Regions from separate parts of the Homo sapiens genome. Here region 1 is linked to region 2. Evidence: chromatin contacts called from ENCODE Hi-C data. All regions are on one chromosome and are shown on one strand. The core of a region is the stretch at or near the end of the contact, and the rest is flanking DNA. Distances in the headings are between cores, read along the strand shown. Region 1 holds the start of EPB41L3 (erythrocyte membrane protein band 4.1 like 3). Region 2 holds the start of LINC00667 (long intergenic non-protein coding RNA 667).

The links. Hi-C counts contacts between places; a loop is a spot of excess contacts on that map. Pooled maps may share reads with other maps.
Region 1: a loop to region 2 is called in a map of sigmoid colon, with 6 times the contacts of the local background. The contact joins the promoter of EPB41L3 here to the promoter of LINC00667 in region 2. A Hi-C loop is called at or near these places in 3 of 168 maps with a recorded cell type or tissue (PC-3, chondrocyte and sigmoid colon) and 11 of 50 pooled maps.

Annotation. Positions count from the first base shown.
Region 1 is chr18:5,542,576-5,548,103 of GRCh38, forward strand. EPB41L3 (erythrocyte membrane protein band 4.1 like 3) reads right to left here and starts at 1,422. Exons shown (of 23, transcript NM_012307.5): 1 at 1,338-1,422. LOC107985145 (a long non-coding RNA gene) reads left to right here and starts at 254. Exons shown (of 4, transcript XR_007066440.1): 1 at 254-484; 2 at 1,719-1,802.
Region 2 is chr18:5,236,018-5,240,866 of GRCh38, forward strand. LINC00667 (long intergenic non-protein coding RNA 667) reads left to right here and starts at 2,083. Exons shown (of 3, transcript NR_015389.1): 1 at 2,083-3,032. It overlaps LINC00526 (long intergenic non-protein coding RNA 526), which reads right to left and starts at 2,012. Exons shown (of 1, transcript NR_026849.1): 1 at 707-2,012. It also overlaps the pseudogene LOC100422274. RefSeq lists a silencer at 2,029-2,198 and an enhancer at 2,419-2,598.

The DNA.
Region 1 (5,528 bases), core at 172-2,671, 310 kb after region 2:
TGCATTAGCAGGACTGCCCGGCCCTCTCAGGACCTCCCAGCCCAACCTCCACAAGTAATTAACACCACATGTTTCCTTTATCATTCTATTTGTTCTGTTCCGCAACAATCTCTACCAACTTTAACCCTGGGCTGCAACTAACGGAAAAACCCTAGAAAACTTCAGATCCGTAATATAAAAAGAAAATTGAAAAGAATACTCTCATTGCAAGGGACCACAGTTACAATTTACTAGGTAACCACACCCACCGCATTGCAGAAGCCATGAACTTGGCGGGCGTGGGGGGGAAGGGGAAGAAGTCCGGCGAGATTAGAGGGGAAATCCGAAAAAGCAAGCCCCTGCGGCAGCAGCCAGGAAACACTCGCCAGGAACTGGCTGCGACCCCAACTCCAGCGGTCCGAAGCCCTAGCCTCCCCACCCCCACCGCGGCAGAGCCGCCTTCGCAGACACCTCCCGAGGAGAATCGCGGCCCCGAGGGCGCCAGGTGAGTCGCGCCGCCCCGAGCCCCCGGGCCACGGCAGGCCGACCCAGGCGCCCCCGGCCCGCCCGTGCTCCCGCGCCCGGGTGCCAGAGGCGAGGGGCCCCGGCAGGTGCCCAGGCCCAGGGCAACCCCGCTTGGACGCTCCCTCCTCCTCCCCCACCGGCCGGGGGCCGCTGCCCCAGTTTGGGGAACGAGGCAAGTTATATAAAAGCGGCCGGCCCCCCTGCCCAGCGGGGATGCTTTGTGCGGAGCGCACCTTATCGGCCCCGCGCTGCGCCCGCCCGCGCCTGCACCCGGGACGAGCCCGCTGCCGCCGCGCGCTGAGCGCAGGGCCCCTCCCGCGGCCCGCCAGCCGCCACCCGCCCGGGCGGCGCCGCAGTGTCGCCCCCTGTCCCCCGCACCTCCCCGGGGGAGGGGCCGGCCCGCGCTCGCCCCCAGCCCGAGGGGCAACTTAAAACATGGCGCCCCGGGCGGGGGATTTGTGCAAATTGGCGGAGAAGGGACGCGGGGACCGAGTCGCCCCTTCGGCCAGGGATCCCAGGGAGGCCCCCAGGCCGGAGGCCGGGGCTCAGGCTCTGCGCGCCGGCCCAGCCACTACTGCGCCGCGGCGGGCGGAGCGGGCGGGGGGCGCGGCGCGCAGGCTCGGCCCGGTGGGGGTCCCGGCGAGCGGGAGGGCGGTTGGGGACCCCGGCCGCGCCGGGCGCGGGGCTCGGGATTCGGGAGACCGCGCGGCGCCGAAGCCACGCGTCAGCCCCACTGTCCCGCGCGCCTCGCCCCAGGCCTCGGGCTCTTCCTCCGCACCTCGTAAAGCCGAGACCCCCTCGCAGTCCCCCACTCCGAGAGGCGGAAAAGTTACCTGGGATCAGCAGGGAGCCCGGGCGCGCCGCGGCGTGGGGACTAGGCTCGGGCGCGCGTCCTCGGCGGCGGTGCGCAGGAGACTCGGGCGTGGGGAGGAAGCCGCAGCCCAGGGCTGCTCGCCGCTGTTCCCCCCGCCCCCTGTTGCAGGAGACACCGAGGCTCCGCGGAGCTGCGGCGGGGGCCCACGCCCAGAGACCGTGCGAGGAAAGCCAACCTCGTCCTGCCTGCCCTCCCAGCCGCGGGGGAGGGGGCCACCGCAGTACTTCAGGACAGTTACATGGGCACAGCCTCCTCCGTCCTGGCGCAGGGTCAGGCTCCGCGGACGACGCCTGGAGACAGCTGCCAATGCCAATAGCTTTAGCCCTTTATTCCCACTTAGATGATGGCCTGGCCTCTCCAGACCCCTCTCCCCTCCCAGACATCCCCTGTGAGAAAGGAGGGAGAGGGTGTTCCTGACCTTCAGGTGAGTTATTTATTGGCTAGGGACTGCAGTATTTTTTTTTTCTTTTTGGAAAGAAAATAAAATCAAGTTGGTGGTGTCTTCAAGTCATGTTAATAGAGAAGATCTGAATTAATGCTTGATAAGAGAAGTCGCCCATTTTTCAGCAACTCAGCTACTCCGTCCTCTCCAGTATCTATAAAGCTTTCCACCGAAATTTACCTTGATTTTAAAGAGCGGAGGTGGCTCACTGACTTGTAAGTGAAAGAAGTAACTCCTGGTCATCTCACAATATCTTAAGATCTAACCGACTAACCAAGATATTTAAGAAATATTTTTATGGGCACAAAAAGAATAGAGTGAATAAGACATAGCATCTGATAGCACAACAGGGTGACTATAGTCAAAATAATTTGATTGTACATTTTAAAATAAAGTATAATTGAATTGTAACACCAATGATAATGCTTGAAGGATAGATTTCCTGTTTTCCATGATGTGATTATTACACATTGCATGCCTGTATCAAAACATCTCATGTACCCCATAAACATATATACATACTATGTACCCACAAAAATTGAAAATAAAATATTAAATTTTTTTAATTTTTAAAATAAATTGTATGTATATTTAAGGCATACAACATAAGATACATATATAGTAAAATGGTTATTATAGTGGAACACATTAGCATATCTATCAACTCACATAGTTATGCATTTCCCCCAACACCCCTCTACTTGTGGCAAGAGTAGCTATAATATACTCATTTAGCAAAATCCTGAATACAAGACACTTCTTAGCTCTAGTCCTCGTGTTGTACATCAGATCCCTTTCATGTTGTACGTTATTAATTTTTTTAAAATAGAGCCTTCTCCAAATCATCCGGTTGCCCCTCCAGGAGCTCAGGGACTCATTAAAAGAGGGAAAAAAATGGATTCACAAAAATATTGCATTTGCTACTGGGTGCCAAAGACAAGATACAGAACACGTGCCTCTGGGAAAGATTAGTGGGCCTGATCTGTCAGTGAGGCCCGGAGACGTGGGGAGACTTGGCGCAGGTTTCTAGAATAGGGAAGACTTTGGTAGGAAAGGAGGATGGTATTTGATTTCCTTGGCTGGAGTGGAAGGGTTTTTTCATGTTGAAGAGGGAGAAGGTTGGAAAATTATAGTTACTATGTTGCTATGGAGTTTATGGGACTATATTCTATAGATGTGTAGCTTTGGGAAATTTTGAGCAAGAAAGTGTGACTTAAGTAATGTTTTAAGAAAACTAATCTTATGGCTCTGCAAAGACTAGAACAGATGGGCAAATACCAGGTTGGTGTTCGGAGGAGACTATGGTATTAAGACAGTTACCAGAGGTAATGAGGGCCTGAATTGTCTTTCAGGTGACAGATAAAGGTGACAGTTCCAATAGTGGATGTTTGGGAATTAACTGCATTTCCTGTCAGAAAGTGTTGCGTATGAGTATTAGAGACATATATGCACATATCACATACGCACCTGTATGACTCTGTGTGTGTGTGTGTGTGTGTGTGTGTGTGTGTGTGTGTGTGTGTAGCACATAAGGTCTGTGAATGAAGAAAGAATTCATTTTCCTTTTTTGCATGTACACTAAAGCACTCCATTGAAAGTGGACTTGAATAAATTGTATTGTTTACAATAAACACTCATTTGGCATTATCATTCAAGACACAGATGGCTCCATATTTTCATTCATTTTGTTGCAGTATTTTTGCTATTCTTTAAAATTGAAAGCAAACTTTTTCTTATGACTCATGAATCTTAATCTTTGTGGTGATGAAAATCAGCAATAGTGTCTGAATGGCAATTTTCTTGGGAGAAAAATGTTAGACAACTAAGTATTTTTTTAATTAGAAATACCTATCTAAGCCAGGCGCAGTGGCTCATGCCTGTAATCCCAGCACTTTGGGAGGCTGAGGCCGGTGGATCACGAGGTCAGGAGTTCAAGACCAGCCTGGCCAAGATGGTGAAACCCCGTCTCTACTAAAAACACAAAAATTAGCTGGGCATAGTGGTGGGCGCCTGTAATCCCAGCTACTCAGGAGGCTGAGGCAGAGAATTGCTTGAACCTGAGAGGTAGAGGTTGCAGTGAGCCGAGATCTCACCACTGCACTCTAGCCTGGGCAACAGAGAGAGACTCGTCTCAAAAAACTACAACAACAAACAAACAAACAAAACCCTAATTATGGTAATATTCCACGAATTGAAAATTTGGAGTAAAAACCATACTGCTGCATAGTTTGATAGGAAATCTTGGAAGCAATTACTTTGGAATCCTCTGGATTTAACCAAGTCTCTCCTCTATTATTTTTTTCCCCCTAGCACAGACAGGGAGAAAAAGAAACGTCAAATTCATGAGGGGTGCATAGCTGCATAGCTCCCTCAGCAACTTGCCTGCATCTTGATAATAGCGATCTCTTCATTCTTTCTTGTGAATCCCATGCAGGATCCTCTCTTAGTCCTCTCTGTCTCCCCACAGTGCCTCACTGGGCACATTGCAAGCCAAGCACTTCACATTTTTGCTAACTGAATGAATGGACATTGAATAATGAACTAAGCTGTCACTTTTCTTCAGGGATTCGGCTTCCTCATGTATAAAAGGGACTGATTCCAAAATTCTGTATGGTTCAATAATATTAGGGGCCTATAAAACTAAAAGATGTATCACCTCTTACTAAGTAAAAGCAATAATGAAAACCCTACTATTTAGCTCTCATCAGGAAATAATGAGCTCTTCCACACAGAAAGGAGAAGGAACATAAAGTAGAAAGCAAGGTGAAGATACAATTATGATTGAATTTGCTTGCTTTCTTAGAATACTAACTTCTCTCCTTTTCCCTCTCACTACCAAAAATAAAGCCACTATAGCCCCAGAGAATTCTTTATTCTTGTCAATGTAACCCCCCTTGTGGTGCTGTTTCAATAAGTTATAGAAAAGTAGTTCTTGGGTCCAGTAAATGCCGTTTACACAGTCCTAGAATTAGTGCCAATTTGGCATGAGAACTCAGTTCTTCAGATTCTTAATTTACTATGTCCACACAGTACTAAAGAGAGTGTTATGCAAATACTGAAACAATCCATGGAAAGTCAGGAAAGATTCCATGACTCTAGCCTAGGTCTTAGGATGCCCATTCTGATCTCCACTACCTTAACTTGGGCTTTCTCTACGCTAATCTTATTTATGGACTTCCTGAAATTACTCTATATAATTTATATCACTGAAGGTCACCAGCTATCAAGAATTCTAGCCAGAGAAAAGGTGCAGAGAAAAGGGTGCAGCTTACTTCAGGTAAGATATGTGTGTAAATTCATCCCAAGCTGAAGAGATTGGATCCCCCATGAACCTCTATTCCACCACAAATGTCAATAGAGTACTGACTTCTTGAGTGAATGAGTAACTGGTATTCTGCTACCTGAACAGCAATGATAATTCCAACCTGATAGCCAAGACAAGGACAGAATTTGCAGTTGTATTGACAGCCATGTTGTCAGCCTTATGGATGAGACTCCAGAAAGAAATAATAGAGAATCAGTCTGGTTAAACTTATCTGAACTTTGCTCTCAAACATGAAAATTGAAGAAATATTGACGCTTGAGCAAACCCTACAAATGCCACCCTAATAGACATTCACACTCATTTGGCCTCATTTATTCAACCTGATCTGCTGCCTTAGTGAAATGTTGACAACACTGGCAATAACTAGTTGAGGTTTATTTTAT
Region 2 (4,849 bases), core at 833-3,332:
AAAGTAAGAGTTCATTTTGGCTTTGCAACTTTAAATGGCATTTTGATACTACCTTTAGCTCCAGATAAATTCCATAAATTATACTGACTCGGTAGATGGCTTTCCTTTTTTAGAAGAGTTGAATATAATGACATGTTCCTTTTCCCTCAGCAAAGAAAATAACGTCTAGCTATAAAGGAATAGGCATATACTACATGTTCTTCAGATCGAGCCTCAGATCTGAAACGCAGTCTTACTTAACCTCTGCATGCATCCTTCCTTCCGTTTAAGCATTTGTTAAAAAATGGAAAGCATTTCTATTTTCTTAACTTTTTCTTTCATTTAATGTCTTTTTTAATTTAGAGTTTATTTGAGCATCCAGTGATTCATGAATCAGTCAGCACTAGACCACAAGCAGTTCAGTGCTCCACTGTGGAGGCAAAAAGGGAAAACTTTTGTAAGATGTTTGCAGACACAAAACAAATAAAAATATTTGGTTAAATTGGGAAGTCCCTAGTGAGAAGTTGGTTGACAGTTTCTAGTTGGTTAAGCTTAAGTTTTGTTTTCTGGATTTAACGTCTTGTTTCTATAATTATAAAATGAATACAGTCACTTCAGAAACCTAGAAATGTATAAAGTAAAAATTTTCCACAATACTCCACCCAAAGATAACTTTTTTGAGTATGAATTTGTTCTTCCTCAAAATACGCGTTTTAAACAATTGATATCAAAATGCATCTTGTTTATTTGGCTTTTGAAACTGTTATAACACAACTTATAACATTGGAAATACATTATTTTATTAATACAAAGTAGTTTTCATAGTAAAATACCAAATTAATTAAAAGGCAGAATGAAACGTACCATATACATGTAGACGACAAATGAAAACTGTCAAAGTATCCTTCTCTCTAAAAAGCCACAAATTACGTTCTTTGAAGTAAGTATTGGGTTTTATTTCCTAAACTATACACATCAATATCACCTCCTGAAGCTTTTTACCCAGTTTCACGGTTGGTATTTCGGACATGCAATGTTCCATGCTGTCAAACTTGGAATGCCTCGTTTGGATACAGGGAGACAAAGACTTGGAGACCCAGAAGCCTGAAAGTGGTTCTTGACCGACTTTGTCCACTCAAATTAAGGCATCATGCAGCTGGTCATCACTTACATTGCTGGTTGCACGCAGGCACACACACACCAGTGCTCACAGCCAGCACTTGTTAAGAATGGTTGAGCTGGACCAAATGGTATACGTGTCTTTCATCAATATAAACATGGACTGCATTCATCTGGACACGGGCCTTTCCCGCCTACCGAGCCTGCCCACCACCCGAAGTTTAAGCTCATCTTGGAGGACCTGACACTCAGGAAGCCGTCTCCCGTTGTTCCACCGGCTTTGTGGCCCCAATGTCTGTATAAGCTGCTGATTTGCCTTGGGAAAACAAACCAGCATCGATTTCAGAGAAATTACTGGATAATTTGCGCTGTGAGGCGCCTAGATCGCAAGGCGCACTCCGCAAATGACAGCCGCTCCCGTGCACTTGTCCAGTCATTCGGGTGGCATACTGTCCGGGTGGAAGCCCGCCAAAATAATCCATTTGGAAGGGACGGAGGGCTTCGTCAGAAATTGCCTTCTTGTAGCTATGAGACATTGAGCAAAACAGATAAGAACTGGGGCAATGGAGGCATAAACATTAAGGCTAGGATGTATTTTTGGGGAGAAAGCGGCGGCTAGCAGGGACGAAGCTCAACTTCATGCGCCGCGCCCCGGAATGCTTTGCCTTTAGCCACTAGCGGAGCCGCCCGCCTGAGGGAGCCCTCCGGGAGTGAGCGCACGCAACCGTGCAGTCAGATTCCTCCGCCGACCGCGGCCCTCTCTCCTCGGGCTTTGCCTTCGCTCTCTAGCTTTTCTTCTTTCACTCCCGCTCGCCGACTCCAGCCCGCTGGGCTCACGCTCTGCCGGACACCAATCCCGGCGGCCCTGCCCGACGGAGCTCAAGGCTAGGCCTGGCCTTGTCCGCGGAGTCCGCCCCTCGCCGCCACCGGGATCCGCCCCCGCGCCGACACGCACTTCCGGCAGCGCCGCGGCCGGGAGGGACCGAGCGGGGAGCAAGGCCTGCGGGGAGGCGCAGGATGGACGCGTTGGCTGTCATGATGTAGGACCTCCTGACCTAGAACCATGCCCGGCGCAGGGAGAACAACGAGCTTACGGACCGGGTGCGGGGGCTGCTGTGCGAGAAAGCCTACCTGCTGGCCCGGGAGCGTTCGCCGGCCCACCTGGTGGCTTTCCCTGGACGTTTAACGGCGACTCCGCCCGGCCTCCCGACTTTTTGATGCAGGCGTTCTCTTACATGACTTTCTTCGAGGCTAGATTCTCGAAAGACATCCTGAAGGTGGCTTTCTTAATTAGCTGCCTCACCGGCTGGCGGAGCAGTTCGTAGTCGCCTACATCGAGAGGGAGAGCCCCGTCCTGGCTCAGTACTGGGGCTTCGTGGACGCGCTGTAGCGGGTCTTCGCCGTCGTGGGTAGGAAACAGTCGGGCCGGATCCCCGGTGTCTGGGGAGCGGCTGCCGGCCGGGCCCGCGCGAGCCGCTTCACTCCTACAAGCCCGGCTCACTAGTTCCAAGCTGCTGGACTTTGACCCTCGCTGGGAAGCTTGATCGCCGCCTGTTCTCGCCAATCTCTATGCCTTTGCACTGCCCAGCAACCCGGTCACTGCCCAGGACCTGTTAAAAGTTGAATGGACCTCCCAGAATCACGCCGCTGCCACCGCCGTTTCTAGAGACGGCTTTTGGCCACCTTTGAGAATCAGGGTCAAACTTGGAAGGGCCTGCATTTGTCACACTTCCTCGGACACTAATTTGGATAGTTCAGGCCCAGAGACGGCTTCCCGGGTTAGTGTGCCTGACAACACTGAAGAAAAATTGTGACATTTTCCTTCCCCAGAATTACTTCGTTTTATACATTTCACTTCTCTTCTGAAATCACAGCAATGCCAGTTTGCGCCTTTTGGTCTGAGGAACGCAGGCCCTGGCCACTACCAGGAAAAAGTATTTACTTTTAAAACTTGAATGTATATCTTTACCGTATGCCTAGTACAGTAGTGCTTGGAAGAAACAGATTAGTAAGACAAAATATATGTCTTCAAGAACACTTACGTTCTGAGAAAGAATTCTGAATGCAGATTCTAATGTCTGGTAAAATGCTTTACAGTGTAAAGAATGCATATATGATTCTTATTTTATGGCATTTTAAACTTTCCACCCCACGGTTTTAAAGTGTTAATATATGTTAAAAATATATGCAATTTATAAAGGAGAAGGAAAGCCCAGCTTGATTTTTGCTGCCAAAGATGGTATATTTAAAATTAAACGTAACTAATGGCAAAAAATAATGGGAATGGTGCAGTCTTTGAGCTGTATCCAGTTGGCATTATTCTCTTGGACTAAAAGGAATAGTATTAACTTCCTCACTTTGGGTAAGCCACTTTAGATTTTTGGGCTGCAGTTTTCTCAGGTAATTAGAGACTTTATATTATGAAAGTTTGGTTCACAATTCTTTGAGTCTCTTTTGGGAACAAAGAAGGTAAGAGGAGGATATGTGCCCTCCTCTCAATCAAGGGGTTTCTTGAAACCCTCTAAGGAGAAAAATCTGAAACTGCCTTTCCTAAAACGTTCATGGGTTTGTCATTCTGATGATCAATATCGTCCCACTGAAGTATCTTTTTGAATTCCTAGTTAGGAATCTTTATGTTAAGATAAACTGATCACTCTCTCCTTCGTGGACAGTTTATCTACCTAAAGATGATAGGGGAAAACACTGTTTTTGAAAGACGAAATAAAGACATGTTGTAGCAGTTATTTTATTGCCAGTTAGTATTACAAAAGTTCCTAAGGAACTCCCCATTAACTTGGCCTCATATGAACTACGCTTGAGTCCCGTTTTAAATTGAGTCTTGATCGTATTTACTGACAGTTTCAAAGCAGCGTTTTTTTTTTTCCTCCATAGTAAAAAACCTACAGGATACCACCACCAAAGGAAAAAACAAGTTTTTTTCAGTAAACCTCACAAGAGCATACATTTGATAGAATACACGGATTTTCTAATGAAAGCTCGCCGTCACCATTTTATAAGTCAGAACATGAAAGTCAAAATATCTCATACAGATGTCTTTTTTTTTTGAGAAGGTACACAAGGCTTGCTTGTAGAGATGGAGTTACATGGAGGGACAGAAGGTCACTGGTCAGTGATTTTAGGTTTTTATACTTCTGAAAACAGGTAATTACAGATTCTGATCAGTTTATCATTTTCTTTAGTCTTTTATTTTCTGCTGAATGCTCTCAAGGGAACGGATCCATACCTGTTTATCAGGCTCACCTGGAAGAGCCAAGTCATCCACTCAGGTCTTCCTCTGGACCTGCATAATTTCCTCATTTACTAGATTGGGTTTCTTTTATGTGTGGGCTTTTAATGCTTGGTATCTCTGGTCTTCCTAATATGTAATGCTTAGCATAATAATTTTAGCCATTATTCATTTTTGTAGTAGGCTTCACTAGCTTCCTGCTTCTCAAATCCCTTGAAAAGATGAGATTTTTTTTTCGTGGAGTTCACGTCTAGTAAGTTGGTCTTGATTTTTTTTTTCTTTCAGAACCTTCTGGATTTCAGCTTTGGCAAGCTTCCTCTGTTTCTGAGACACCTCCATCACCTGGGTTACAATCCCATCCATGATTTTCCCCATCTCCAGGCATTTTTCATGGAAAGCTCCTCATGCTTTTTAATTCCAGTTTATCCATTTGTGTGGCTTTAACCTCCACATCCAGGTCTTTCTGGCTAAACTGCAGTATATCCACAATGGGGCCAATGGACA